5 separate regions of the Mus musculus genome follow, and regions 1, 2, 3 and 4 are each linked to region 5. A link is a loop called in an ENCODE intact Hi-C map of the cell type or tissue named here. Cell type or tissue: left cerebral cortex. All regions are shown on one strand. Links, peaks and the distances in the headings refer to the core of each region. The heading gives the core; the rest is flanking DNA.

Evidence for each region. Hi-C counts contacts between places; a loop is a spot of excess contacts. Peaks named below come from ENCODE experiments on the same cell type or tissue, not always from the same donor. Only the 100,000 strongest peaks of a DNase experiment are listed, where the experiment ranks them.
Region 1: a loop joins it to region 5, with 3 times the contacts of the local background. A loop is called at or near these places in 4 of 42 quality-filtered maps.
Region 2: a loop joins it to region 5, with 2.7 times the contacts of the local background. A loop is called at or near these places in 4 of 42 quality-filtered maps.
Region 3: a loop joins it to region 5, with 2.6 times the contacts of the local background. A loop is called at or near these places in 4 of 42 quality-filtered maps.
Region 4: it touches region 5 in a loop (8-fold over the local background); 4 of 42 quality-filtered maps call a loop at or near these places.

Annotation. Positions count from the first base shown.
Region 1 is chr15:66,281,314-66,287,101 of GRCm38, forward strand. It overlaps Kcnq3 (potassium voltage-gated channel, subfamily Q, member 3), which reads right to left and starts at 5,316. Exons shown (of 15, transcript NM_152923.3): 1 at 4,523-5,316. The coding sequence starts at 4,911. It overlaps Gm27242 (a long non-coding RNA gene), which reads left to right. Exons shown (of 5, transcript XR_875391.3): 1 at 1-1,137. In left cerebral cortex, for the core only: CTCF peaks have their summits at 3,286 and 4,509; DNase peaks (open chromatin) are centred at 2,616, 2,792, 3,281, 4,118 and 3 more places; H3K4me3 peaks cover 3,499 bases; H3K27ac peaks cover 3,377 bases.
Region 2 is chr15:66,497,213-66,503,000 of GRCm38, forward strand. It overlaps Lrrc6 (leucine rich repeat containing 6 (testis)), which reads right to left and starts at 3,698. Exons shown (of 12, transcript NM_019457.2): 1 at 3,563-3,698. The coding sequence starts at 3,572. It overlaps Gm31006 (a long non-coding RNA gene), which reads left to right and starts at 3,653. Exons shown (of 5, transcript XR_384154.3): 1 at 3,653-3,753; 2 at 4,389-4,428; 3 at 5,199-5,274. In left cerebral cortex, for the core only: no CTCF peak of the experiment used is centred there; DNase peaks (open chromatin) are centred at 3,269 and 3,686; H3K4me3 peaks cover 1,018 bases; H3K27ac peaks cover 875 bases.
Region 3 is chr15:66,510,298-66,516,085 of GRCm38, forward strand. No RefSeq gene overlaps it. Among named protein-coding and RNA genes, the nearest start is that of Lrrc6, 12 kb to the left of the region's middle. In left cerebral cortex, for the core only: no CTCF peak of the experiment used is centred there; DNase peaks (open chromatin) are centred at 3,218, 3,739 and 4,642; H3K27ac peaks cover 2,156 bases.
Region 4 is chr15:66,473,589-66,479,376 of GRCm38, forward strand. All of the region lies in intron 3 of Lrrc6 (leucine rich repeat containing 6 (testis)), which reads right to left. Among named protein-coding and RNA genes, the nearest start is that of Gm31006, 24 kb to the right of the region's middle. In left cerebral cortex, for the core only: a CTCF peak has its summit at 2,476 (motif pointing left); DNase peaks (open chromatin) are centred at 2,153, 2,513 and 2,971; H3K4me3 peaks cover 910 bases; H3K27ac peaks cover 2,535 bases.
Region 5 is chr15:66,573,579-66,579,366 of GRCm38, forward strand. Phf20l1 (PHD finger protein 20-like 1) reads left to right here and starts at 3,994. Exons shown (of 21, transcript NM_001081409.1): 1 at 3,994-4,269. In left cerebral cortex, for the core only: no CTCF peak of the experiment used is centred there; DNase peaks (open chromatin) are centred at 3,324, 3,924, 4,426 and 4,809; H3K4me3 peaks cover 2,004 bases; H3K27ac peaks cover 1,445 bases.

The sequences.
Region 1 (5,788 bases), core at 243-5,242, 290 kb before region 5:
GTACACCAAGTTGCAGAACCCTTTACATCACATATCAGCCATCAGAGGACAAAATCTGATGCTGAAAATGGTGCCATGGTCCACAGAGGACCATGCAAGAATCTAAGAAAAGACAGTCTATCCTTTTATTTAGCCAAGATTCTCAGCTTGGCTTCAACTGAGGAAGATGTCTATAATTCGTGCATATTTGGAAATCAACAAATGTGACAAACTAAATGGGGGAAAGTCCACAAGGTCTCAACCCTAGACAAGAACTGCAGGCTACTGAGTGGAGCTGGAGAGGTAGTTCCCCAGGGAAGATTCCACCAGTTGGTTAACCAGTGTCAAATGGTCAGTCTTGAAGACATACAAAGAAGTACCACGATACAGACTAGACAGGTTATATTTAGGAATACATATGTATACACAAATACATATGTGCATGTAATAACTATTGATTAACAAGCAGGTCATGGATTTGAAGGAGAGTAGGAAAGGGCCTATGGGAGAGTTTGGAAACAAAAAAGGGAAAGAAGAAACATTGTGATTAAAATAGAATCTTAAAAATAAACAAAAACACAATACTATTGGCTATTGAAACGATTACCTTACCTTTCCCTTCATACAACTCAGGAAGCTTGAAAGTGACCTGACAGAGGAGCAAAGATCAAGGCAAGGAGATCAGACAGGAAAGAGAAGAATGAAGTGAGATTGTTGTGGAGTAGATTGGATGTGGATTTCATGGGGTTGGGGGAGAGGGGGAGAAAAGGTGGTAGATTATACATGACCAGGAGGAGACACAAAACAGGAAGTATTTGTCAAATCTCTTTATTTTCATATGTAGGTATTTTCCATCAACCCCTGGGTAAACTCTTCAGACTAAGGCCAGCAGCCAGGTCTTTTCTGTTCTGGTGCTGGAAAAAAGCAACCAGCCTTGCCTGCCAGATGCTCGGAGCCAGCCCCCCTTAGAAAACAGCAGCAGGTGTTTTTCCAGATCCTTTCCCTTTGTTTTGCTAACAGGTGGCAAGGGACAATACCCAGCTGGCTGCAAAGACATGGCCAGGGCAACAGGATGCCTTCCCAGTGCCAAGCTAGCACCAATGCCAAGATGAAGACAGCATCACTCTCCCAACAGGCTCAGGACAATGATAGTATCAGGTATGTGTGACTTCTAAGTAGATCCTGATTCAATATCAACTGACTGCTGAGTACCTCATGTACACTTATTGTGTCATGATTGCCAATTTAAGCATGAAGACCATTCTTCAATGCGGCAGGCCCACCATCCTCAGCTTCCGGGTCGTTCCTACTTAGTGCCTGCAGAACCATATATACAAACTCAGAACCCACCATGTTTCCTGTAATATCAAAGTTTGCCTTAGCCAAAGACAGGGCTGCAGTGATCTTTTCTTGAAGCCAATCAAGAGCTCCACCTCGTCCATCCACCACCCCCCCCCCAAAGCCCAACACTTCCAAGGATGATTCTCCTCTTAAAACCCCGTGGTGCTGACTCCAGCTGCTTACTGCTGTCGCTGTTGTAACAGTAAAGCTGTTATAGCAAAGTCTTGATTAACTAGAATCCTGAGAGAATTCTGCTATGTATCCACACAGCAAATGCTTACTAAGTACCTATCATGGGTTCTATGGTCTCCCAGGGCTTGAGAATAAAAAGAAAACAGAAAAGAGAGAGAGAGAGAGAGAGAGAGAGAGAGAGAGAGAGAGAGAGAGAGAGAGAGAGAGAGAGAGAAATACATCCCACTTTCACTCTCAAGAAGCTTTTGGGTTCATGGGGCAGAGAAGCAAGCTCATCAGCTCAAAGCAGCACACATAATTCTATGCCTGGAGAAGGCATAGGGGGCAACTTGAGCCTAACCAGATTGAAGGCTGAGAAAAGGTACCTAGTGAAGGTGAATAGCTAGGAGCAGGGGATGGGCCTTTGAGGCATAGGAAGCAAGATGGGAGAAATGATTGATTTTCACGTTTATATTTAGGACAGAAAGGGGAGAAAGAAACCTCACTTGACAGGCCTGGTTAATTTACAAAAGAAAGAGAGAGTACTGAACTATGAGCTCATGGTCAACCGAATTTCTTGGTCCCCTCCTGCCATTAGCCACAGCCCAGCACAGGATAATGGGCACTTCACAGTCTGAATTTTAAAAATTCTGCAAAATCCAGAATTGTCAATGAAGCTGTGTTCCCTTGTCTGGGCTCCTCCTGAGCTTGAGGAAGGATGTAAAATGAAGCCACTTGGTAAGCTTATCTGAGTATTAGGAACCCAAACCCAGCCCAAGAAGAGCTTTCCTATAAAGCATATCTTTAATCAGAAGCCACAAAACCTAGCCCCAGCCCACTTCCCATTTTCCTAACAGTGGCTCCTAGGTTCTGATCGGATCCTGGTTTGATTTCCTACTTGAGCTAGAAAAAATGATTATCAAGAGCCTTGCATTATCAATGGGCAATGGGCACCCAGCAATGCTCAGCAAAATGCCCCAAGGATCAGAAATGGAATCTGAGTACAGCCAGAAAGCCAGATATGTTTAAAATCATTATCCCTGCGATGCTGGACAACTGTCTTTATCTCCTGCAGCGGTCAAATTTTCATCCATGAAGCATAAGTTACAGGCATTACCTCATTGTGGTCACGTGAGAAACAAGCACAATGTGTATTTATCTGACAATTCTAATGGTCTTAAGTTTTGAGGTCTTCTCTGGGAAATTCTGGCTATAGGTTTGGCACTTACAAGCTGGTTTCTGAGATATGAACAAGCATACAGTAAAATAACATTGTAGCTGATTCTATAATAGTCTTTATCTATTCTCTCTGCAGACTGGGCAAGGCAAGGCTTCAGATTCCAGCTAGAAAAGGTGGGAGGAGAAGAAAGAGGGAATCTCAAGCTTCAATTAAACACCAGGCTCCAAAGGCATTGAACACACACTGAACACAACTTTATGCAAAGGGACATAGGACCTGCTCTCAGATAATTTGTTCAACCTTTTAAAACTACATATACCCTAGCATTTATTTCATTTCAATTTGAACATGGTTCTAGAGACCAAAGAATGAATGCCAGCTAAACCTCATTTCACTATGAAAGAACAACACATGTTAAGCTTTGGGTCAGATGCTTTCTGAAAATACAGAGGAATCAAAGGCTTGACCAACCAAAATCCAAGTCCCTGGCAAGGTACGTCATCCTTATTCTTGCTGCTTCCTGAGTTTTCAGGGATGCATTCTCGAAAGGCTTTTGTAACCTGGAAGAAACCTGTTGCACAAAACTGCGGTCCTGTGTGGACGCCCCACCTGGTGGCCAAACCAGGAAAAGCTCTTCCAACCTCAAAAGGCAGGCAAGTACTTAAAAAACAGAAGACATTCCCTGACTTCTTCCCTCTTTGTCAGTTAAGGGTCAACCGGAGGGAAACCAATTGCCTTAAATTGGAAGGGTCAAGGTAATAGTCTACTTCCTACCCAAACCATGACAGCCATACAGCTTCCTAAGCCAAAGCCAGGAAGCAGCTGGTATCAAGAAGTGCCTTGTCACACACATCCAAGGTGTTGTGGCACTCAGGATTCCAGTCCTGGGTGAGGAATCCCTCTGATAGTAAGTACCCTCTCTTCCTTCTTAAATACGGGTGTGTATTTTGCATCCCAGGAGTCGGTACATCTGAGTTCCATTTTTCTTCCGCCCTAGCATTTACTTTCTGGGCTAGCATGGAGATTATTTCTAGAGGAGTCCCAGGGGACAAACTTCCCACCGGACTCTTGGGTGTCCAATGCCCTGGTCAGCCAAACCACAGATGGGCAACAGTTGTACCTACAGAGATGGTAGAACCTAAACTATGGGATGTTGCACATAAATCATACGGATGTTCCAGCATCAAATAGCTTCACCTTACCTATGGCTCAGCTAAACCCTTTGGACTAAGCTTGGAAATCCCGCCCCTTTTCTATTCTCCTATTCATTTTACTAAAAGAACACAAAGACCTGCATTTTGGTCTGTCTAAGCCCCCAATTAAAGCCAAACCCATTATTCTTTTACTTCAGCATCCATTCCAAGGAAGGGAAGCACACACATGGAACACGCACGTACACAGGCACTATGCCTATGGGCAGTGTGCACCGCTACTATCCTCAACTCTGGGATATATCATCTAAATTGAGTGGTGATTGCAAGCTATCCACCCCAAGAAGAACCGGTGCTTCTGAAAGGACCGTTTTTGTCCCACTCAACTGCTTCATTAGAAATATCATCTATTTCTTTTAAGCTTCCATGACAATATCCCAGAACATACAATAAATGCGCACTTTTGCGCACTCGCCAGTTCAAATCTCCAACTCAGCTTGAAAGCCTGCTGTCCCAGGCACCAGAAACACTCCGTCACACCGCAGAGAACCATTGGCTAAGGCCAAACTGGTGTCCCTCCATCCCCAACCCAAGCCAGAGAGCACTTCTGAGTGGCCAAAGACACAACACTATGCCAGCCCTGGCCCGAACCCTAAGGTGCACGGCCGCCAAGGGGCGCCCCGAGTGGCCAGGTACTCACACAAGCGCGTGGTAGAGCAGCGCCCAGCCCCGCGGTCTCTCCAGGGCGTCATAGATCAAAGTTTGGATGCGCCTGTACTTGGCGTTGTTCCTCTTGACTGGGCGGCTCAGGGGGGTCTTTGCCAGGAGCCCGATGCCCTGCGGGGTCCTCCTCTGCCCCTCTTCGCGGCCACCGCCCTCCAGCAGCAGGGTCCCGTCTTTGTCGGCTCCGGCCCCTAGCGCCAAGGTGACTTGCTCCACGTCTCCTGGCGCCAGCCCCACTTTCCGCTCCTCGTCGCCGGCCACCGCCGAGTCCCCTCCAGCAGGGTTAGCGGCCCCGCCGCCGCCGCCGCCCCCTTCGCCGCCGCCCCCGCCAGCCGCCCCCGCCGCCCTGCGAGCCTTGAGACCCATCTGCCTCGCCCCCACCGGGCGCTTCGCCTTCTCCGCTGCTGCTCCGGGAAGTAGGAGCACTTGGGGTACGTGGACGAGGCGGCGGCGGCGGCTGCAAGCCCGGGAACTCCAATGCCATGATCCGCGCGCCCCTCCCCGCCCACCCCCCCAAAAGCAGGCAAAGGCGGGCCTCCCGGGGGCCAGAGGAGGTCGGGTGGGGAGTCAAGGGGTCACATCCCGAGCGGGTCCTCTGTGGGACCCGGAGGGGCGCAGGAAGCCGGGGTCCACGGGGAGCCCGTTGAGGGCGCGCGAGGCTGGCGCGGTGGCGCTAGGGCGCGCGACGGCGGGAGCCTGGCACCGAAGCTCCAGGGAGGCGGCGGCGACGGCGGCACCCGGGCCGGCGAGCCCGAGACAGCATCGCAGTTTATTTACAAGCCCTGTGCCAGCCGTCCTCCCGCCCGCCCGCCTGGCACACGCGCCGCCGCCTCCTCCCTCCTCCCCTCTCCCGCCCGCGCCCAGCCCGCTGCTCTAGCCCTAGCCCCGCTGCAGCGGCAGTAGCAGCAGCAGAAGCAGGCGCGCCCGGGCGGAGCGCTCACCACCCGCAGCGTTCTCTGCTTCCCTCCCTCCTTCGCAGGGGTGGGGCTCCATCGTCCCGCCCCTTGGTTGCGGGAGGCCCAGGCGGGGCCCCGCCTCTCCCCGCCGCCCCCCTACCCAAGACAGCCTTGAGGTCCAGCATCACCAGGGCTGTGAGGCCTCTACTACTGCTTCTGCTGGGTCATGAATCCTGAGGCCGTGAAGCGGGAGCTCCCCAGACCCCGTGGGCGTTGGGGTTTCCCCTGAGCGAGAGGAGAAATTAAAAGGGAGTAGATAGAGGCTGAGGCTGCAGCTTTATGTTCAG
Region 2 (5,788 bases), core at 502-5,501, 76 kb before region 5:
AAGAGTTGCCCAGAGTAAATCTCTAGCATGCTAAGCATGAGGAATTTGTTTTTTGGGAAGCCCAACCCAGAAGTACTGATAGCCATAGTGGCCCATGAAACCTTATGCTAGGCTAAGATAGATGTGGGTTTGAATTGAAGTCTTCTGCCAGAATGGCAACATGGATGCTGGTAGTGGCATTCAGTGGGACACAGGTGGTGTTCCACAGATGGTGTTCCACAGATGCTGTGCATTTGTGCATTTGTGAAGCTCTGCCCGGTGTGAAGCAGTGGGGGACCATCAATGGAAAGGAATGCAATAGTGAGTGTGACCTGTCAGGCATGTCATTTAAATGACAGGTCCATATAGGAGCTCTGACTAAGCACAGCTACCAGGGAAAGTGTAAGAGACCCTAGTGGACTATTAAAAGCTAAATGTGGAGACCAAGGGGAAGGAATTGCAAGTATATTAAAGAGGTTTTTATCTTGAAACAATAGGTCAGGGAAAGCTAAGTGCCAGGACAAGGCTAAAACATAAGAGCAACAGAGTCTAGATTCCAGGATGGGGTCCTGGAGAGGATTCACATTGCCAAACTGCACCAACTAAACTCTAGACTATAGATACATCATAATACATTATAATATCATATATCATGTTACATATAACATTATATATAAAACATATGATATTATAATATATGTTATTAATAAAACATCAGAAACAAAAAGAAGCAAATTTGCATTTTGGGCAGAATGGCCTCATTGGAGACACTGCTAAGACATGTCTGGGAGGAAAATTTATAGCATTGAGTGTCCATGGTCAGAAAGATATAGAGCAGAGACATGACATCAGCTTCCACTTTAAGGTTTGTGGAAAGGACAAATCAAATTCAAAACAAAATAAACTAATAAAGATTCTAACAAAAATCAAATGACAAAGAAACCAGGGAAAAATCAGGAAAAAAAATCAAAGCTGATGAGGTAAGAAAGTGAAATTTGTAAACTTTATTCTGACTTGGCAGAAAAATGGATGGAATAAATTGCCAATTTTTGTAATGGGAGATAATACTACTATATAAACATTAAAGGACATATATAAACATATATATGTATGTATATATCTAATATGCAAATATTAAAGGATACAGAGAATATTGTAAATATTATGCACCTCCCCTAAAAATTAATAAAGATATGTTAAATTGTTTAATAAGATGAAAACTACCAAGCTCATTAAAAACACAAGGGTAGATTAAGGAGCTGTCAGTCACCTCAAGTAGCTAGATACGGAGTAACAAGCCTTCTAGCAAAGAGAATTTAGGCACACATGTTTCCACAGATAAACCATACCAACCATGTAAGGAAAAATAGACTTACCACAAACTCTTCTAGAAAACTGAAGACATGTTAGCAAGCAGAAAGCTATTCAAGGTAGAGCAGGGGTGTCCAAATTTTTTTTTTTTTCTGTGACTAAACACCATGACCAAAACTAACCTGAAGAAGAAAGGGTTTATTTCATCTTATAACTCCCAGATCATGATCTGTCACTGGGAGAAGTCAGAACAGGAGCTTGATTTGACGAAGGAACCATGGAGGAATGATGCTCACAGTCTCGCTCTCCATGGCCTGCCTGCCTGCTCAGTTTACTTTCTTGTACAACTCAAGACTCCCTGACTGTGTATGGTATCAGTGGGCTAGGCCTTCCCACATCAAACATTAAACAAGAAAATACCCTCACAGACTTGCCTGTAGAACAATCTGATAAACACAGTTCCTCAACTGAGACTGTCTTCTCAGATGACTCTAATTTGCAGTAAGTTGACAAAAATTAATCATCACAGAGAGGAGAGTATGTCTAAGAAGGACCCTAAAATCTCTCCATTCTGTCTTAGTTCCTGGGATCAGATATTGGCCAAGGTGGTTCTCAGCTCTGTGTTACCTCCCATAAAAATGGATCCATTGGTCATGGTTCCCTGACCCTGACTTGGAACATTGGAGAAAGAGAGAGAGAGAGAGAGAGAGAGAGAGAGAGAGAGAGAGAGAGAGAGAGAGAGAAATGCATGGAAAACATCTGAATCTGGCATGAAATGTGTGAGCACTTGTGACAGTGTCATTCATCTTGTTCTCTGGACTTCATTTCAGGCCACTCTCTTCCGCCAGTCCTACATGGCTAATTAGGTACCTGGTGAAAACTCTCTAGCTTCTCAACAGGACATTTGTAAAGGTGACCTCTTGCAGATTTCCAAGGCAAGAAGAAACCCCACCATCTTACTCTCCTTCATTATTTATGTTTACCATCTTACATTCATTCAGTAAACTCTCCACAGCCCCTTCCTTCCTCCCTCTCTCCCTCCCTCCCATCCTCTTTCCTCCTCCTCTTTTTCTGAGACTCCCAAGTGCTCTACTGCTGAACTGTGCCCCAGCCCCAATCACAGTCTCTTGACTAAAAAATATTAATTATGGAGGATGAGATGACTCAGCTGGTAAAGAATGAAGGCATGAGTCTAGATTACTAGCATCCATGGAGGAGGGTATGTCTGTAATCCTAGCACTAGAGAGGCAGAGACAGTCAGGCCCCTCTAACTCATTGATCAGCCAGTTTAGTGAATTTACTGAATAGAAGCTCTATTTTAAATGAGAGATCCTGATTTAAAGAAAATACAGTGGGAAGCAATTGAGATGTTAGATGCCAAACTCCAGATTCCATATGCACACAAATGTGAATCTGCACACATGTATGCATGCACACACACACACACACACACTTATACACATATGGTGATACTTTGACAATGATAACTGTATGCAAATGCCATTTGTTAGCATCAAAAATTCCTTGATAATAGAAATGATTCAACCTAATCTAAAAACACTTACTCCTCACATCGCTTTGAGGACAGTTATAATAGCTTTAGATAAACACTTTTACCTATTTACTAAGACTGTAGAATAAAACCTTGCTGTGGAAATGAGGACGCTGAGGTTCAAAGATGGGGTTCCAGAGCAAAGTTATAGAACTCTTAGGATGGCCATAGAGAAGGGTGTGTACCAAACCATGACTCTGAAAATTGGTGCCCTCTTCCATTAGACTGCACTATCTTATTCAGCGAGATGGTGGCACACAGAATGTGTCACACAGGACTTCACAGCCTAACCAATCATGTGTTAAGGCTGAGCCATCCCGTCTTCCCGAAGTCCCTTTCTCCCTAGAGCCCACTTCATAGACTGGGTAGCTGCTGGCCAGTGACAAGTAGAGAACATGGCAGGCACTTGAGAGGACATAAGGAATCTGAGGGGACCTCAAGAGACCTGATAAGACTTAAGGGACTTGAAGGGACCCAAGAACTCCTGAAAGGATTTAGGAGGACCTATAGGATAATGAAATATCGTGGTGGGACTTCAGGGGGTCTTACGCAGACCCAGAAGGACCTAAGGGATCTTGAGGGAATCTGAGGAGTACTGGGCAGAAGACAGAGAGCCTGGTGCAGCTGAGGCACCTGGGGGCTGGCCCTGCGGTGGGAGGAGGGGAACTGGCTGGCCGTGGGGAGCGGGTGCTGAGCCCACCGAGGGTGAGGGTCGCTTACTTCGGCCCATGGTGCTTTTCTGGATCTCTGGTCAGGGAAACAGGGAGACCGGCAGGCAGGATTTCCCTCAGCCCTAGCAGCTGCGCCTCTCAGAGTGTGGGACGCAATCCGGGAGTCATGGCAACAGGGATTCTATGGCAGCCGCAGGAGGTCAGGTGGCGCTGGGTTTCCTGACTTCCGGAAGAGAAGCAGTAAGAATAGCAGTGGCAAGCTCCACTGTCCCTGACCTAATCCTGTTCCCTGTCCCCACCTGTGGCTTTCTTTGGAGCAGTCCTGCCCAGATCAAAGAGTCACAGGGAGCCTTTACTTCCTAATGGGATCTTTCCCTGGGCGTGTTTTCTGCCTGTTTTCTCCGTACTCTCAATTCTATTTGACTTGTGAAAAGTCACGAAGATTTGATTTGGCTCCCACTCTATTTATTAGAGTTGTGACCTTAAACGTCTTTAGCATTTGTCCCTGAGTCTAAGACAAATAATAAGCTGAACTCAAACAAACAAACAAAAAAAAACTTTGTGGAGCTTAAATAATATGTCTGAACTGAAAGACTGTTTTAATTTTGTTTTTCTTTTTAAATTATTGTTTAAGAACTTAGGACTTAAAAAAAATATGTTCATTATAGATTAGTTGTTACCATTCAATTACAACCTTTTAAATCATAGCTCTACGTTCACTCACTCCCTACAATTATATATATATATACACATTCATACATATTATACAATTATATTTTTATGACCTGTCCCACTTCGCCTACACACCACCCCTTTAATTCTAAGGCACAGAAGTGTCCTTCTAAGCTCACAATGCATGTCTGGTATTTTCCTAGTCCCATTTCTCAAGTGTCTGAAGACTCTAAGAAAAGTTGGGTAAGATTAATCATTCCTCCTCAAATGTTCAGATAATATTTAATGTGGCACAACTTAGTAAGCGAATGTAGGTATGCCATAGTTGCAAACGTAAATATAACTCTCCATTTGCTTTTTAAAAATGCAATTTGTAAAAGGTTTTTATTTTTTAAATCCTCTAGTCACAGTAAACCAGTACAGTGCATTGCGCTTAATTTGTGCAGTCTGTATGCATTTTAAAAGATTTATTTAAAAAAAAAGATTTACTGAGCATTGCTAAGTGCAAAGAAATTTATGATTTCAAGAGGTGTCTGTTCAGCGTTGGCTGTTGGCCATCATAGGCTGGGTCAGGTGTAGATGAGGGTGTGGATGTGACAGAGACAAGAAACTCAACAGGCATGGCATGGAGGAGGGCAGATGATGGTCATCAGTATGGCCTAGATGGAATTGCACAGAGGAGTTTTGAACAGTAATCCTGAAAGAGTAGATAAGAAATAGTGTGCCTCACTGGCCAAGCCTGAAGTACTGAATCGGAATGATAGAATTTTAGGCACCATGTCCCCTTAGTGGGAGAAGTACTTTGGAATTCCAGGAGGTAACCAATAGCACTCAGAATAAATTTAAGTGACATCTACTATCTCTACAAATATGCCCAGTTCTTCATTTCCTGGGGTTTTTGTTGTTGTTGTTTGGTTTGGTTTTGGGTGTTTTTTATGCAGAACAATGTAGAACAGCTGTCTTTAGACATATGATTCAAACCTATATGCTTATCTCTGCTTGGCACCGGTCAGATGACTCCGTCTCTGAGAGTTACACCTTCCCCATTTCCACCTGACGACAGCACTGGCAATATCTCTGGCTGTGCCTGTGAGTACTGAAGTCAGATTACTCTTGGACATCAAGTGCCAAGAGAGCTTGAAATATTACCTCTGCTTGAACTTAGGAGTTTTGACAGCAGGGGCTTATAGAAGCTAAAAAGATCCAGATTCTCAGAAGAAGCTGGTACCCACGTATTCCAGGTAGAATGGTAAGTTTCTAAGATAACGAAAGCCTGAGATCAGGCTCAGGATAAAGGATTTCAGGACTCAAGAGCAACAGTTCTCAACCTTCCTAATGCTGCCACACTAATACTGTTCCTTATGTGGTGGTAACCCCCAACAATAAACTTATTTTGCTGCTACTTAATAACTGCCATTTTGCTGCTGTTATGAATCAAAATGTAAATATCCTATATGCGGGGTATCTGCTATGCCACCTCTGTAGGGATCGAGAGCCACAGTTTGTGAACCGCTACTCTAGAAGTTTCTCCAGAGCTTCTGTAATTTATGTGTGTGATATGTTAGCTCTGAGCTTCTATTCTCACCCTTACTTACACCCACTG
Region 3 (5,788 bases), core at 277-5,276, 64 kb before region 5:
TAGGGTAAGAAAGAAAACTAAGGAAGGAGAATAGAGGAGGGATTCTTTGAGTAGTCAGAGTAGGCCACCAATAATCCATGGGTGAGACAAGGAAGTAAGAAGGTACCAGCTGTATGGAGAACTTCCTTGGAAAAGAGCAAGACAGAAAGCTCTTGGTATAGAGAGGACTTAGCCTTCTAGAAGGACGGGAGTGGGAGGCTGATGTGGACTGACTGGTAAGTGAGTATGAGATGCTATGGGGAGGCAGACAATCAGACAATCAGAGGGGAGGGGACAGGGTATGACTCCAAGTGCAGTGACTGGAGTGTCCTTTATCCCAGTTTTGAGGACAGTTGTGGCTGCAGCGTAGCCGTGAATACTAGGAGGTCTAAAGAGGGAGGCAGGAACAACAGACATGAGACAGATAAAAGGGACATGATAACAAGGTGGGTGGTGTATCAGCTGGTCTTCAGGGAGAACCGTAGTTGTGGAAAGAAGCAATTGTGGCCAGGATGGTTTGGAAGAAGAGACCTTGGAACCTACTGAGGAGGAAAGGAGGGGAATCTGTGAGCTTTAAACTTTCCTGGGTGCCTCACTGGCTGAGATAAAGAACAATGAATGGAGAAAAACAGAAAGAATGAACTTAAGTGTGGATTCAAGGTCTTGGATCCTTTAAGATTGTGATATCTGTTTCTGCCCTCCTATCAACCCTACCCCCACCCCCACCCCCCACACTGCTATTTCTGGGCTTAGTACTTGTCAAATTTGATTTAAAATGTTTCTAGCCTGTATTTCTCCCGAGCTGTGAAATTCATGGGGACAGAAAGCATTTATTTTCTATTTTTGTTTCCATAGGACCTACCATAAATTGCTATTCATCAAAAACATTCGGTAGCCAAGAAATGTTTGCTGAATGAATGATGCAATAACACAGTGTTTGAGAGTCCATGCTCAATACTAATGCAAAGCAGAAATCAAATAGGGAATATTTTCTAGACATTGGCTTTATATTCGGACCACTAGGTGACTTCTTGTGCTACACTGGTGACCAGATAGCACAATAAAAATGATTTCTTCAATTACCCAATGAGCATTTTGGGAGCAGCTCCTACATACAAGCCATCATTCTGAGCACTTTGATGTTCTCAAAAGCAACGCTGACAAGAACTCCCTACAGAAGCTTACATTCAACACAATGGAGGTGCCACTGTCACCCTGCTCAGCCAGAGTGTGATTATCTCAATGAGTAAGAATTAGGTCCAGGGTAACTGTGATTTCCCAAAGTAAATTTATTTCACTGTTGAAATAAAGCAGTCATCACCAGTCTTGTCATCAGTAGGTAGGTCCCACCTGCATTGACTTATAATCTGGAAGCTTCACCTGTATATAGAAGTTGACTTTGCTGATTTACAGATGATGATGAACTAGGAACACAGCAGGGTGTCTTAGTTACTGTTCTAGTGCTGGGAAGAGACACCATAACCATGACAACTCCTCTTATAAAAGAAAGCATTTAACTGGAGCTTGCTTACAATAGCAGAGTTTTATCAGCATGGCAGGAAGTATGGCAGAAGGCAGGCAGGCATGGTGCTGGAGGAGCTGAAAATTCTACATCTGGATCTACCAGAAGCAGGAAGAAACAGTCACTAGCTCTGCCTTGGGTTTCTGAAAACCTCAAAGCCCACCCTCAAGTGACATAATTCCTCCTAAAAGGCCACAGCTACCCCAACAAGCCTACACCTTCTATTCTTAAATAGTGCCACTTTGACGAAGAAGCATTCAAATCTATGGGCTTATGGGGCCATTCTTATTCAAACAACCACGGGCAATAAGAGCTTTTCCATAGGTGGAGAGTTTATGACCTCAGCTTAAGTGTTCCCGACTCCAAATTTATAAGGTTTTCTATCACCAAGTCATACTACTTTTGCTTTCAATGCACACCACCATTAACTGTATGCTAAGTTACCATCAAATCCATAAAACACTAACTGGGAAGTGGTCCTCCAGGGACTACGTGGTTATCTCCTCTCCCCTAAGCATTTGAAGCTAGATATAGAAGATATACATTGGCAGCTTAATGACAAGAGCACACCCTGCTCTACAGAATGTAAATTCATCAAGAAGATGAAAGTTTCCCATTGTCTACAGTAAAATGTGGATGGATTCCTAGGTACACACACTGTACCTTTGCCTTCAGAATCTCCCTGTGCTCTATTGTGTTGAAGATAGTTGTTAGATGCCCAATACAGGTGCTGGGAACCAAACCCCAGTCCTTTGAGAAAGCAGCACGTGCTCCTATCCACTGAGCATTCTCTAGGCATCCCGGTTTTGAGTGCACATGTGCACATATGTATAGACCAGAAATCAACCTCAGAAGCCTTTCTTGCTTGTTCTCCATCTTATTTTTTGAGACAGGTTCTGACACTGACATGGAATTCATTAATCCCTACAGACTGGATGATTAGTGAGACTCTTGTCTCTGTAACCATAGTGCTGGGATTGGCAGCTTGTACCGCTATACTAGGCTGTTTGTTTGTTTGTTTGTTTGTTTCACATGGGAGCTAGGATATCTGAACTTGGATGTTCATGGTTGCTCTGGAAGTTGTTTATTAACGAAGCCATCTCTCCAACCTCCCTATTTTTGTTAATGAGACATTTGAACTTCAGAGAGCTTGAGTAATTTCCCTGAAGTTGCAAAGCTCTTAGAGAAAACACAGATCTGATGTCTACCACTTCCTGTGTTGCCTCTTTCTTGCAAAGCTTCCTCTCAGGGACAACTCTATTGTGGGTTTTCCATGCTGACACTGTGGCAACAAACTAGACTCAAGTCAATATTCATATTTTTGTTCCTTTAGTACTATGAAAGGACATATAAGATAATTTCCAAAGTCATATTACAATGATGTAGACACCAAGATGGAATATTAGGGAATCTGACAGAGTCAACATTGGAATGTATATGAAAAAAAAATGAAAGAAGCTCTCAGATGACAAGTAAAATTGTTTATATATGCATGTATGCACATGTGTGTATGTATGTATGTATGTATGTATGTATAAGTAACTAACTAGAGTTGAGGAGGAGGAGACACTGGGTGTCTTATTCTGTGGTGTACTTTAACAGCCTGCTTCACATTGGGTAAGAAGCAGATTGTTAGTTCTGGTTCCAGAGGCTGAAAAGTTTAAGATGTAGGTGTTGACTTTGGGCCAGAAGTTTCTTACTGCATAATCCCAGGGAAGAAAGTGGAAAGGCAAGGCAAGAGAAAGTGAGAGTGGGTAGAGTGTGCCCTTTTATAACAGCACCAATGCCACCCACACGGCTTCATCTCCTCCTAAGTAGTCCTACTCCTTGATGCTATACCAATGACACATTTCAATCTGGGTATTATAAGAGACAAATACTCCAACAACAGCACCAGGATCAGCACAAGACAAAATTGATCTGCTTCAAACACTGCCCAGTCAGACATCATTTAATAGATTCACCTTGCCAACATTCCCTGTGCACCTCCTCAACTGGCACCAGACAGGCCCCTGGAACAGAGTGATCACACTCCTGCAAGAGAGAGGATCATAGGAAGAGAGAAAGGAAAGGCACACTAATAACACTGAGTGAAGTAGGTTTTATTATGACCCTTTATCCTTCCGATGGAGTGTCTAAAGCTAATTCCCCATGTGTCCACCTTGCCCCATGTTGAAGATGACATTGGGTTGACAGTAGTGCCATGTAGCAACTGATGACACTGCCTCCAGAATCCTCACAGCAGGGCCTGGGCTTGTCATCTGGTAGATCCCTCTGCTTCCAACAGGGCAATGGCATATGACTAACCACAGATGACAGCTTCTTTACAGTCCAAAGTCGCTCTATGTGGCCTGTTTCCACAGGCCTCCAGTCTTGCAAACCAGTTTCCTTTGATAAACATTAAGGTGTCCATCTTGGCCTGCATGTACCTGCACATATATTCACACATGTACACTCACATCATATATACATCAGTGTATCATTCAGAAGGGAAGGATGATGAGGAGCAAATACAAAAAGAAGAGAAGAGAGAGGAGAAAAAAAAACAACAGGGAAGACTCTGGAATGCAATGTTTGATTTTATTTTGCTTTTTACAGACAAGAGAAAAAAAGAAAAGAAAAAAAGGGATCAACAGACCAGCCACCACTGGGTTTCAGTGAACTCCCATCGTATACAATCTGAACTTGAACTGCATTTACACAAAGGTAGCTACTTTGGTTGGGATGGGCTAGAGAATCAGCTGCCCTACATTTTTGCTAAATGCAAATTCAAATGTAAAATGATTTTTGCATTCGATTGGAGTCTTTGCACACTGTCTTTGTTTCTACCCCCACACTGGCATCTCGCTTTCTTTGTTTTTATTTCCTGTAAAGCTACAAAAGCATGAGAGGGTTTTTGCAAAGCAGTTGCCAGTATTTAGCATCTACCTGCTTATTTGCCTCCATCCCAAGGTACCCTGTCTGGTCCTCCAGCAGGTGTAGCTAGCAGCTGTAGCAGACTTTACCCAGCATGGGCAGATGGATGGGGTGCAGCTCACACTGAGGGATAGTTTTTGAGGGGAAAAAGATAATCAGACCTTCCTCAAGGCCTGCTAGGGAAATGTGGCAGAGAGGCAACATGTGCCAAGTTGGCAGGTGCCTGTGTCTGCTATCGTGTGTGAGTAGTAGTGGGATTCCTGTTGGGGTGGAGGCTGGCATCCTCAGCAGTGCAGGCTGATCATTCTGCATTTCAGTCGCTTGCTGTAACCATAGTGGGTAGGTCTTAGAACAGATTTGCTCTGGGGATAGGATGGGGATGATGGCCAATGAGGCTTAGAGACTTGGGGCAGTGGAGCCAGCTTCTGCCTTCGTTGGGCCATGTGGCTTGGGGCAAGCAAGGCATCCACTCTGACAAGTGACCTCTTCTCCTTTAGTGCAGTAGAGCTATAGCAGACCCAAGTGTTTCCCTAATCTTCCCCCCACTACCATGCAAGCACTTCTCAGCCTGAGGGAATAAGAGAGGACACACCAGACAAGGCTCCAGGCTCCATGTGGGTAGCATTCTTGTAGGATGAAGGGGAACTGTCATGAATGGTTCCTGGATTTGATTTTCATGGCAGCAACATGATACAAAACTGTAGGAGAGATCTGCAGGTGTATTGGGGGAAGCAATTTGGCTCCTGCAGATGCTCCATTAAGGAGGCAGTTGGCTTATGAGTCATTAAAGTCACATAGGCGTCTGCCTGTAGCAGATGTCCTGAAGTGGACAAGACAATGGATTTCTCTCTGCTTTGCAGCTCATTCATGGAAACACTGGGATACTACTTTTTGAGATCAGTGAAATAGAAGTGAAAATGGGTCATCATTCTTTGGGGTGCTTTTGTTTAGTCTTTCAGCTCATGGAGAAATTTCCCTGAGTTAGCATTTTTGATGGGGATGGCTCTTGAACTATTTGATCTTTGAGCAACAGTTCTTCTTATACCCCTTTCTCAGTAGCAATCTGTAGTGGGGAGAACACTACAATAGGTCGGACAAGCCTGACCCACTTGAAATTTAGAGCTCCTACCTTACTTTCTTGGGAAAGTCAAGATGCCTTTATGTTAGCTATGTGATAAATAGAATGAAAATTGTCATACCTGCTGCATTGACAAATTACCCCATAGAAATATAATCAACAAGGTATGTGATGTATATTAACTATGTTTACATATACTATATTATATACTCTACTAATATACTAGACTATAAAATTGTATTCTCTATGCCATGTATAACTATATTATTAGCATTCATTAATAAATCTTGTTG
Region 4 (5,788 bases), core at 569-5,568, 100 kb before region 5:
TTGAGTGGCTGAGTTGAGGCTTGAACTTAGATCTGCTTTCCTGAAAAGCATTTCTGAGCTGGCATATGAGAATCTCTGCCTGTGTTACTGCTTTACAAATTTCATTTTTATCCTCATCATCTTCATCACGATTGTCATCATTATCATCGTGACCATCATCTTCATCACCACCACAGCTGCCACCATCATCATCATCATGTTAAAGTTCTTAAGATAAAGCTCTTATGCAACACATATTTGGCTACCTAAATAACAGCATTTGTCACCACCAAGCCAGGAGTGGCCTAGGCTGGACTGAACTTGAATGCACAATGGTGGAAAGGGACAGTCTTTTTTAGGACAATAAATTTGGTTTGTTTTATCTTTAGGTTTAAACATGAATGTTCCATAATCTTGGTTTAGCAGTATATTTGTTTCTACATATTACATGTGTGTGTATTAAATCATATATTTTCAAGATTAAAGTCACCCATGGAAGGGTATGATTAAAATTGGATCAAAGAATAACTGAGCTGTCATGTAAAATTAACCTAGACTCTACTTAATAAACTAACATGAGTTTAAGGCTAAAAGTCCCAGCTCCAACAGCACCAAAAGTTTCTGATCAGCCCCTGGTCCCCAAACAATAGAGATGGATAATGGTGATGGGCACAGAGAGAGGGTTTCATCAATGGGGCTGTGTTGTAAGGGGCAAATGGAAAGAACCAGCAACTCCAAGTCTAACCTTAGGGTACTGCCAGAGCTTTAAATTTTAACAAGAAAATGGGATAAAGGGCAAGCGGAGAGTATAAGTAAATAGTCACGGTCAACATGAGCACTCGCTGGTCATGTTATGAGTTCTGATCTTCGAGGTGGTCTCAAGAAGTCCTGCTCGCCCAGGAGGACAAGCTCTTCGGCTGTCCTGGCCACTCAGACTCAACGCTATCATCCTAAGGACAAGGGTTCCTAGTCTATGGGACATAGCACATCTGGCTTCTGAATGCACGGGATGTGATGCTTGCCCACCAGGACAACTGTAAACGGAGCTCCCCAGGGAATGGATGCACTTGTATTGATTGCTGCTGCTTGACTGATTAGCACCTCGTGACTGTGGAGAGCTGGGATACTGTAGACACTAAGCCAGATTGCCTTCAGCTATCCTTAGTCCCTTCAGGGCCATTTAGCACTCACCTTCTGTGTCTGATCCAGTGTCCTTCCAACTACCAGGCAAAAACCTTCAGAATGTATGAAATTAGCAGATCATGAGCTTCCAGCAACTCGGATGCCAGACAGCATCAGAACCTGCAATGTGGTTCTCTCTGCTTTGCTGTAACCCACTGACCTAATTTCCCCATAACATATCTGGTACATGACTTTATGTAGTGACATGGGAGCTCATGGACACTTTCACTATAGACACATGATCTGGGGGACACATTCTAGGTTATTTATAGGCCCTGGCCCTCCTACTTGGCTCAGAATAAATAATCTCTTGCTACCTGCGAGGTGAGAACCATGCATTGTGCTGACACTAATATTACATTTACCTTGGGAAGCTCTGCAAAACATTTAATGCTATTTTTCTTTCATGTAAGAAAAGCCTGATTCACAAGATGCCAGCAAGATGAAAATGTCATGGTTTGGGGTTTTGCTATGGTTTTAAAAATGAAAATCTCAGGACTCTCTATGTGTTCATAATGGTTAAAACAAAAACAAGTTTTTACTTTGCTTAGATGTGGTCTAAATGTAAAAAATATTACACCGCGTTTTTCATGTCACAGATGAGCATGTCCCAAGGTGGCCAACCGTGACCAACCCTTCTCTGCCAAGGCAATCATTCTCTCCTCCACCCTTTGCTTTCTATCCTAAAAAAGACCATCAGTAGTAGACTGACCCATCTACTGGTCACAAACACTTAGTGCCCTTCCCTCCCCTCCAGGTTAGGGCAAGATTGTTCTAGGAGACGATCAGCAGGTACCTCATTCTACCCTGGTGAATCCTAAACGGAGAACAGAGAAGAGGGGGAAGAAAGAGAGAGACAGGTTTCTTTGTTTTGCTTTCCCCATCCTCCCCCTCCTCCTCTTTCTCCTCCTCCTCTTCTTCTTTGCCATCTAGGAAAAGAAGGGGGACGCCATTCCCTTTTTTAAGAAAAGTCTGAGATTTACTGTAGCAGATGGACTGAGTCATCCATCCATCTTCTTCTCTCACATCTAGCCCTTCAAATCAAACCAAAAGTACATGCATGCCAGCAAAAAAAGGGAAAAAAGAAAAAAAAAAGTAAAAAGAAAGAAAGAAAAAAGAGTCCCTTTTCTCTTTATGTTTCCCCTACACACTTCTAATCTTGATATGCATGTCCCCAAACTAGCCTGTACCCAGTTCCCCTTAGGGCTGGGAGGCACAGTACAGAAGGGAGCACCTGCCCAGACAAAGGTTAGAGGCACACAGCTGTGACTGTAGTTTGCAAAGTTCAAACCACAATAGCAACGATGTTGCCCTCTAGTGGTAAATTATCAGAACGTTTGTTAAAAGGGAAGTCCCCGACCAGCAAGAGCTTCTCAACAAAAACAAGCCCTGGATAGCCCAAAACAGGAAGGGGTGTCATTAACTTTCTGACAATTACATTAAAATGTATTACCATGAACTTAGTGCTGAGTGAATGCTGCCATTCCTTTTGGCCACAAGCTAACAGTGACAGAGCTGCCGTGTACACCAGTAGTGACTGACTACTCTTCTAAAACAGGAAGATAGTGATAGAGCTCTGAATCTCAGTGCTGATCCTGATTTGGGGCTTTGACGCTGGCAATTTCCAGGTTTTGAGGATAGAGATTCAAAAGGAACAATGTGTATTTATGACTGTGGGCTGTCACTGAGATTACTCTTTCTGCATGGGGAGGCAAAGAGACTAAAACCCCTGTCCCAAGTGAACCCCTCCCTGTTTTAGCTATTGACAGATGGGAGTTGGGTGGCAGAGCAGCTTGCCTGCCTCGGCTCCCCGCCCCTCACTCTGCAGCAAGGCTGACAGTCAACGCGCTCCACCCACTCACAGGGCACACAGCCCTGCCACACACAGGAGAGGTTGGCCAGGGAAACCACCTCACAGCTGTGAGCCCACACCAGCCACTGGACACACAAGACTCTCTGTGTTTACTGTGTGACACCAAACTAACCACCTCAATAAAATAGCCCCGAAGAGAGAGTGGCGATCAAGGAAAGGCATCCAGGGAATGGGAAAGATTAAAATCAGAGTTCTAACTGCATCAAAAAAAATATCATCCATGATATCATCCATCCAACAACAATCGCACCACAGAAAAGCAGCGATCGGTGCAGGAGGGAGTGAGAAGGTAGAAATTGTGGCCAAATCAGAGTTAATTGAAAATGAAATGAATTCTAGAATGAGAAAGAATTAACATAATTATTCTGGGATTTAAATCTGGTGCGATGTCTCAGACTGCAGAATAAAAAGACAGACTAGTTTAAATAGACATGCAGCTTAGGAGGCATGGAAGTTCCAATGAATATAACCACATCCAATTAATAGAGATGGGGTTATGAGAAAGAGGAATGATTTTAAAAAGACAATAAAGGAAGAAATGATATCTGAAAATAAGATAGGAGAAAAAAAGAAAAAAGGAAGTAGGGAGTAAGGAAAAATGTCAAGAATTCTTTATCTGGGAAACTTCAAAATATTTTTTTTTAACAAGTAAACAAAAACTGATGTTTTTGCCAACAGAAGATCTACCATACAGAAATACATTAAATGGCATCTTTGAGGTTGAAATGAAGACATGAAATGAAGATATGAAGATATTAGAATCAATGTATCAGCTGTTGTGGGTAGGGCTTTTGCAGTCACAGTGGTAAACTCCAGGGCTATAAGCCACTGGGTGGCTATTCAAGTGTCATTCAAGATACTCTGTCCTAACACACAGCCTGTTACCATACAGGGTTGGCAGTTGAGAAGCGTGGACAGGGCATACCAGGCAGTGTGGACCAGCAGTGCAGAGCACCAGAGTTGACCAGCAGTGTAGACTAGCAGTGCAGAGCAGCAGTGTGGACAAGCAGTGTGGGCCAGCAGTGTGGACCACCAGTATAGACCAGCAGTGTGGACCAGCAGTGCAGAGCAGCAGTGTGGACCAGCTGTGTAAACCAGCAGTGCGGACCAGTAGTGCAGAGCAGCAATGCAGACCAGCAGTGCAGACCAGCAGTGTGGACCAGCAGTGCAGAGCAGCAGTGTAGACTAGCAGTAGTGTTATGAAAAGTGACAAGAGCCACACCAAAGAATCCCTACACACACCTACCAAAGAATCAAGGACCCAAGTGCCCATGTTTAGGGCCTGTGAGGTCAAAGTCAGTGACATCCTGAAGAGACGGATGTTCAGAGGTAGAACATGTATCTGCAGTGATGTATCTTCGGCCCAGAAGGAGATAATGCAACAAAAAGTTAAAGTCATGAAAACACATGTGTTCATGATAGTTCTGATCCTTCCAAACCTGTTATTTAGCATCTTCAAATTCAAATATTACAAAAAGGATCCACAATAGAAGCAACTATGTGAGTAAATGCAAAAGTCATATAAACTCACTTTTTTTGTACTTTTCTCTCTGAGCTTATTTTTAAATGACTATAAAAATCAGTCATCATAAATCTGTACTGAGGGGTAAGTAATATATATATAAAGATATGGTTTGTGGTAACTACAGCAAAAGGGAAAGACAGCAGCATGAATACAATAGCAAGGTCTTGTCTACTGTTGAAATTAACTTAGCATTAACTGGATCTAGACTGTCCTAAAATAAGATACGAATTTTAATTCCTGTGATGCAACAAAGAGGGGAGGGGAAAGGGTGAATAGGGTCAGGTATGGGGAGGGCAGGAGAGAAGCCCAGAGGGCCAGAAGAATGAATGAAAATAAGCAGCCTCAGGGGATGGGATGTGGGAGGACCTTCTGGAAAGCACTAGAGACTAGAGAGGAGAGAGAAACAATCAGAGCTCTATGGAGGTCACTTAGCCAAAATGCCAACATTAGAGAGAAGGAACTCAAAGACTCCACCTCCAGTAGATAGACAAGTCTTCAAGTAGAGGGACTGGGTTACCAACTTATAGTCAAAATTTCTGACCTAGAATTTTTTTCCTGTCTAAAGTGGAAAATAGACTGAAGGATCCCAATTTGGGATCCATCTTAAGGGAGTGGACACTAAAGCCTGACACTACTACTGATGTTATGATGTTCATAGAGACAGGAGCCTGGCATGGCTGCTCCTCTACTGTCAGGAGCCATAATAGGACAAGCATATTACTAGCAGGAATCTTTCCTAAAACTAGCAGCTGACTGAGACAGATGCAGATACTTAGACCCAACCACTGAACTGAAGTCAGAACCCCTATGGTTGAATTAGGGGAAGGATTGAAGAAGCTGAAGGGTAGGGCAACCCCATAGAAAGACCATCAGTCTCAACTAACCCAGACCTCAGGGAACTCCCAGAGACTGAGCCACCAACCAGGAGCATGCATGGGCCAGACTGAGGCCCCTAGTACATATATAGCAGAGGTCTTCCTGGTCTGGCCTCAATGGAGATATGTGCTTAATCTTCAAGAGACTTGAGGCCCCAGGGAAGAGGGGAGGCCTAGTGGTGAGGGGAGCATTCTCTTGGAGGTGGGAGGGGGGAGAAATGGGATGAGGAACTGTGAAAAGGGGGACCAAAAGGGGTGGGTAATGACTGAAATGTAAATAAATAATGTAATTAAAAATAAAAAAGATGATTAAAAAATATATAGTGGGTGTTAGAAATCCAAACGTGGGTCCTT
Region 5 (5,788 bases), core at 529-5,528:
TCTGATCTTAAACTCAGACTGTATATGCCACTGAAGGAATGAAGAATGTTTGTATGTATGTAGTGTGTGAGTGGGTGTAATGTTTGCAAATGTGTGGGTGCATGTGTACGTGTGTGCTTGTAGAGGCTCAAGGTTGATTCTAAGAGTCTTTCTTAGTAAGTTTCCACCTTATTCAGTGAGGCATGTTCTCTTAAGTAGACTTAGCTTTCTAGAATATAGCTAATCTAGCTTGCTCCAGAGATACACCCTCTCTGCATTATGAGTGCCACCATATCTGCATGCCCACTCAGAATTTCATGGGTTCAAGTTATCCAAACCCTAGTCCTTATACTTACATAGAAAGTGCTTTAACCACTGAGCTGTGTTTCTAGAGCTACATGAAATTTTTGTTAGTTTTATCACATCAAATGCTCCCATTTTAGAGTAGATTATGCATTACCCTCTCTTAAAATAAAGTAATTCGTAAAACACTTCCAAAATATCAATAGGACTGTGGTGGTTTGAGTGAAAATGGTTATCATAGGCTAAAGAGGAGGGGGTGTCACTATTGGAAGGTTGTGACCCTATTGGAGTAGGTGTGACCTTGTTGGAGGAAGTATGTCACTGGGTGTAGGCCTTAGGATTTCAGAAGCCCAAGCTCAGTCCAGTGGCATACCTTTTCTTCCTGCTGCCCGAAGATTCAGATGTAGAACTCTCAGTTACCTCTCCAGTACCATGTCTGCCTGTATGCTGTCATGTTTCCCTCATGATGATAGTGGACCAAACCTCTGAACTGTATGGCAACTTCAATTAAATGTTTTACTCATGAGACTGTGGGACAATGGACCATGCAAGGAAACTTGATATAGTTGAGTGGGTCCAGAGTCCTTGGCACCCAGGTACCCATCTGAGATGGCAGGCGGCTTCCTGCTCCTTACTAGATTCCTGGCCTGGAACACGTGCCACACTTCCCTCAAAGGAAACATGACCTGTGGTCACCTAGCCCAGATCAGAGTTCTCCATGCTAACCTAGAGGCCCTGAGGGTTTAGGAAATAAGCTTCCCTTCCTGGAAATTCTTTCCTGCAAAAGTTATTTAATATCTGGTCCACCCTGAGAAGGTGGTTTGCACCCATTTCCCATGATGAGCAGTCAATAAACAGTTTAGAACTAAGGACTGTCTCTTTCATCAAGAACCACCATGGGGAGCATGGAGAAAGACTTCAATACCAAGCTGTAGCCTAAGTTTCCTGCAGAAAGCTTCCCTCCATTCCCAGACAACTGCAACCAAGCTAAGGACTTTTGCTGATGAGCTGAGGCAGAGTTCTCATCTTCTCTGACCCTGGGCTTTTTGCCATCCTCAGCCCCTGTGGCTTTCAGCTCCACTTCCAACTCTTCACGGCCCAGGGGTGCCTAGATACCCAAGGGTTTGGGAGCCCCTGACCTGACTTCATAGTTCTTGACTCCTTGGTGAGGTAACTCAGTGGTGACTGGGTATCCAGAAGCTTGGGAACCTCAGCTTCAGCATCCCACATCTTAGACTGTGTTTACCCAGCCCCTGGGAAGACTTGGGGCTTCCCTAAAGCCCAGCACCCAATGGCAGCAGTGCAGGGTAAACACTGTCAATTTTTGCTTCTCCAGCGGGTCCTCTGCACCCCAGCAGCAGGGTGGAATGCAGGCCCTCAGAGACTCAGTTTTCATCACAAACAATTTTAAACTTTTTCATTCTTATGAGTATCTAGATGGACATTCAAAGTTCATACATGGGTTGGTGTAATTCTACAAGATAAAGAGCTGCTTATGTACTCCAAGCTGTTTAGCAGACCCGGTAACTCCTCATTAAATAGAAATTTCCCATTGCAATTTAGTGACAACCAAATGTGGCACTCCCATTTTTAACATGTGTTCCAAGGGAGGGTATTAACTCCACAGGACCACAAGTCACTCAAGCCACTCAAGCCACTAATGCACCTAAGACCTCATTCCCATTTATAAAACATTCATTTTTGATTTGACTATTTTACACACTTGTAACATAAATTTTAGTCATTTTCACACCTGCTTCCCCTTCTCACCCCCTCCTTCACTGGAACTCCTCTTCTAAACAAGTCTCAGCTTTACTTTCATGTCTCCATTTTGAGTGTTGCTCAATGAGTTTGCTAAGGGTTGCTTGCCTGAGTGTACATGGTGGTCCCTCTCACTTTTATTCTATGGTGTGCCTTTGAGGGACTCTGTTTATTTCTACTTGAAACAGAGAATGATCATGCTGGTTGACACTCAACATAGTAAAGAGTATATACATACATTCAGAAAAAGTATATATGTATATATACATATATATATTCAAGCACACATTTTTAAATGAATGCACACATATATATGTAATACACACACACATCTCTTTCTTTATCTATCTATCTATCTATCTATCTATCTTTCGTCAGAAACCTGACTTAGTGGTACTGTCACTGATGTGATTTGTAAACTTTGTTCCATATTCTGCACATTGCTAGCATCTTTAAATACAAATTTTAAAACAATATAGTTTAAATAGCATTTAAAGTGAGACCTATAGCCTCAAGGGGGACTAAATTCATTAGATTCTAATATTTTCATCCCATCTAATGAAGGGTTGACACTTCTTCATTAAATTTAGATTAGACTCTGAAACAAATGATCCTGATTTATAAATATATGTTTTTTATTTGACAACATTATACATTTTATTGTTTAAATCAAGTGTTGTTTTAAATTGCATGTTTGTTTTAGGTGATCCATAATTCCTACAGTCATCCTAGTGTATCAAGGACTTCTACTGCTAAAACAGTAATTATTGCAAACATTGTAAATCACAGTACTGGGGGACAAAAATATTTTAGAACTGTCTTCTTGCATTGGCATTTTCTTGTGTGTGTGATCTTACTTGTATTCTAATTTTACAGCAAATTAAATAACCGTACATAATATTTTAAAAGTGGAAAGTATAATTCTGCCTGTGACAGAAAAAAGATTCTAGAAATAATAGAAATATTAATTGTATTGGACCAATGAGAACCACAGAGGATTAAAAAGAAGAACATAAAGACAAATATCATCTCAGAACTGTCTTATTCGCATTGTTTGTAGCATCACTAAGCTCAGTATAACTCTGCAACTATTAGATATATATTTCTTGAATGAATGTCTTTTGAATAAAAGGATGATTATGAAGATTTTCTCAATTTACCAAATCTCTTGAAAGTCAGAGAAAACATTTCTATTTTCACTGTACACGATGAAGCAAGATAAATATAAGTGTCATTTGTATGCAGTGATGCACTTTTAAAACGTGGGAGGCAGAGTGATGGAGTGGGGAAAAAAATAGATGTTTTCTCTCAGTAGCACTTTGAATGATAACTTGTAGATCTTCTCAAAGTTGGGATAGGGATTCTCCTGCTTAATATAGACTTTGGTACATGGTAGGTGTTCAACAGAGGTAGTCCTATACTATTAATTGTGAAGACTTGTTCTATTAGTACCCTAAACTTCTTAGGAATTTTTAAAGATTCTTAAGAATCTTTTATTTGTTTTATAAAGATTTCTGAATTTGGAAAGTAGTATAAGTGTGCAGTTTTGATTGTCATGTGATATATTTATAGCAGAGTGTCGTGACAAAGTATCCATTCAAAAGAGACAATTCTGATTTTGTAATACAGATCATTGTGTCTGTCCTTAACGTGGGATAGAACAGACACGGTGAAAAGTGTGTGGTGCATTGACAAGTTTGCCCAATGTGTCAAGTAGTGGGATTTGTTAGAAACCAGCAACAATCACAAAAGGCCACCATCCTCTTGACCCCACCAAGGGGAATCTAGAGCCCAGGTCTTTTCTATGTGTAAGTAGCCCAGCCTGGCCGAAGCCCCACCCCCAGAATAGTCCTCCAATCGGCTGCGCCGCGCCAGCCCGGCCCTCGCGTACCACGTGACTCAACCCAGCCCGCTTCCGGCGCGTCGCGGGCGGCTGACGTCCCCGGCCGGCGTCGCGTCAGGGCTGGCCGGCGGCGGTGGTGGCTGCGGAGGCGGCAGCGGCGGCAGCGACGGCGGCTGCGATGGTAGCGGAGCCGGAGTGGGCTTGAGGGCTTCCTCCCGCGTTTCCTCGGGCCGACGCGGCGCCGCGGGCCCGGCTCACTCGGCTCCCGCTCCCTCCCTTGCTGCTGCCCGGGCAGACTCGAACGAGGCCCGCGCTGGCCTCCCTGACGCGCCCCGGCTCGGCCCCGGACGGCCCGGCTGCTGTGCGGAGACGAGGCCGAGTCGGTAAGAGGCGGCGGAGGGGCCTGGAAGCTGCCGGGTCCCCGGGCTGCGCTCGCGCCCGCGTTGCTCTCGGCCGGCGTCCCGCTCCCTGCCATCCGCTGACCCTATTGTCTGCGCGCCGCCGCGCTACCCCCGCCTTCCTTCCCTTGCCGGGCCGGCGGCTGTCAACCTGCAGCTCCCGGGCTCCGGGCCAGCCGCGCCGCGGCCTTTCCTGGCTCCCCTTGACACCCCTGCGAGCCCGCCTCGTCCCCTCTGCTTAGCTTCGCGGTCTTTCCCTCACCGCTCTCTAGCTCTGTGTGTCTGTCTCTTTCCTCTCACTGTCATCTCTGCAAACTTCCACCATCCTTACAACGAACTCTTTTTTACCGCTTTCTGGTCTTTTTTCATTTCTCTTTTTGTTTCCTTCTCCCCTTTCTCGCTCCCTGTTCCACAGTTTCACTTTAAGGGTCTGTCCAATAGATTGTCTTTCGTAAAAGTTCCTAATTCTGCCGCCTCCCTCATTCTCCTGTCTCCTCACAAGAGAATGGAAATCGTCCCTGCCTTTTGAGGTCCTCATTCCTGAGAGTCACGGGGGATTAGATTTACAGGCTGGAAGTTTGATCTTAGGAAATGTTAGCATAACTGGCAAACTGCCTCTTCGGATTCTATTTCTGTACATTGAAGTAACAGCCTTGTATGTTGCACACTTACAAGATTTCTATTTAAAATATTTATGTTTGTTCCCATTACACCTAGTGTGTCCTGGCTATGAATCTTAACCTCACTGATGCCATGTCAGGATATTCTATATCCCCTTAGGCACGACCTTGTAAACTTGATCCCCCATATTTTTGTAACAAGCGTTGATGCTATTTCTTTTCTTCCCTTTTCAGATTAAAAAAAAAAAAAAAAAACAGGAAGGGACATTTGGAATTCTGTTTGCTCTTAAGTTTTACCTGTTTTAAACAGTGGCTAAAACATTATAAGATTTTTCGTTTGTGTGGGGATTTTTCATTTGTGTGGTGTTTATTTTTTTTTTTTTTAAGCTAGAAAGATCCTAGTGAGTAGTAATGTAAGAACATGTTCTAAGCATCTCCCTCCAACAAGAGCAGCGTTAGATTCCTGGTCCCCAACCCGTTGTATTTTGATAAGACCGTGCTTGCCAGTTATTATTTTCATTCCACTATTGATACCTTGAGAATATATGCATTCTCTTCAAATACTCGGTAGTCAAAAAGGCTGCACGTGTGCTAGGCAAGCCAGTGTGGCCAAAAGATCATTAAATACTTAATGTAAATGGGCTATAGTGAAGTATAGTGAAGTAACGACTCCTGCAGGTTTTTTTTTTTTTTTTTTTTTTAATTGTCATTATGGGCACAATGTTGAGTTAATAATAGAAACCTTACCCAGAGTCTGGCATAATTTGATTATGAAATGTGAAATTTAAGAAAAATCACTTGAAGCCGGGCGTGGTGGGGCATGCCTTTAATCCTAGCACTCGGAATCTCAGCACTCGGAATCCCAGCACTCAGGAGGCAGAGGC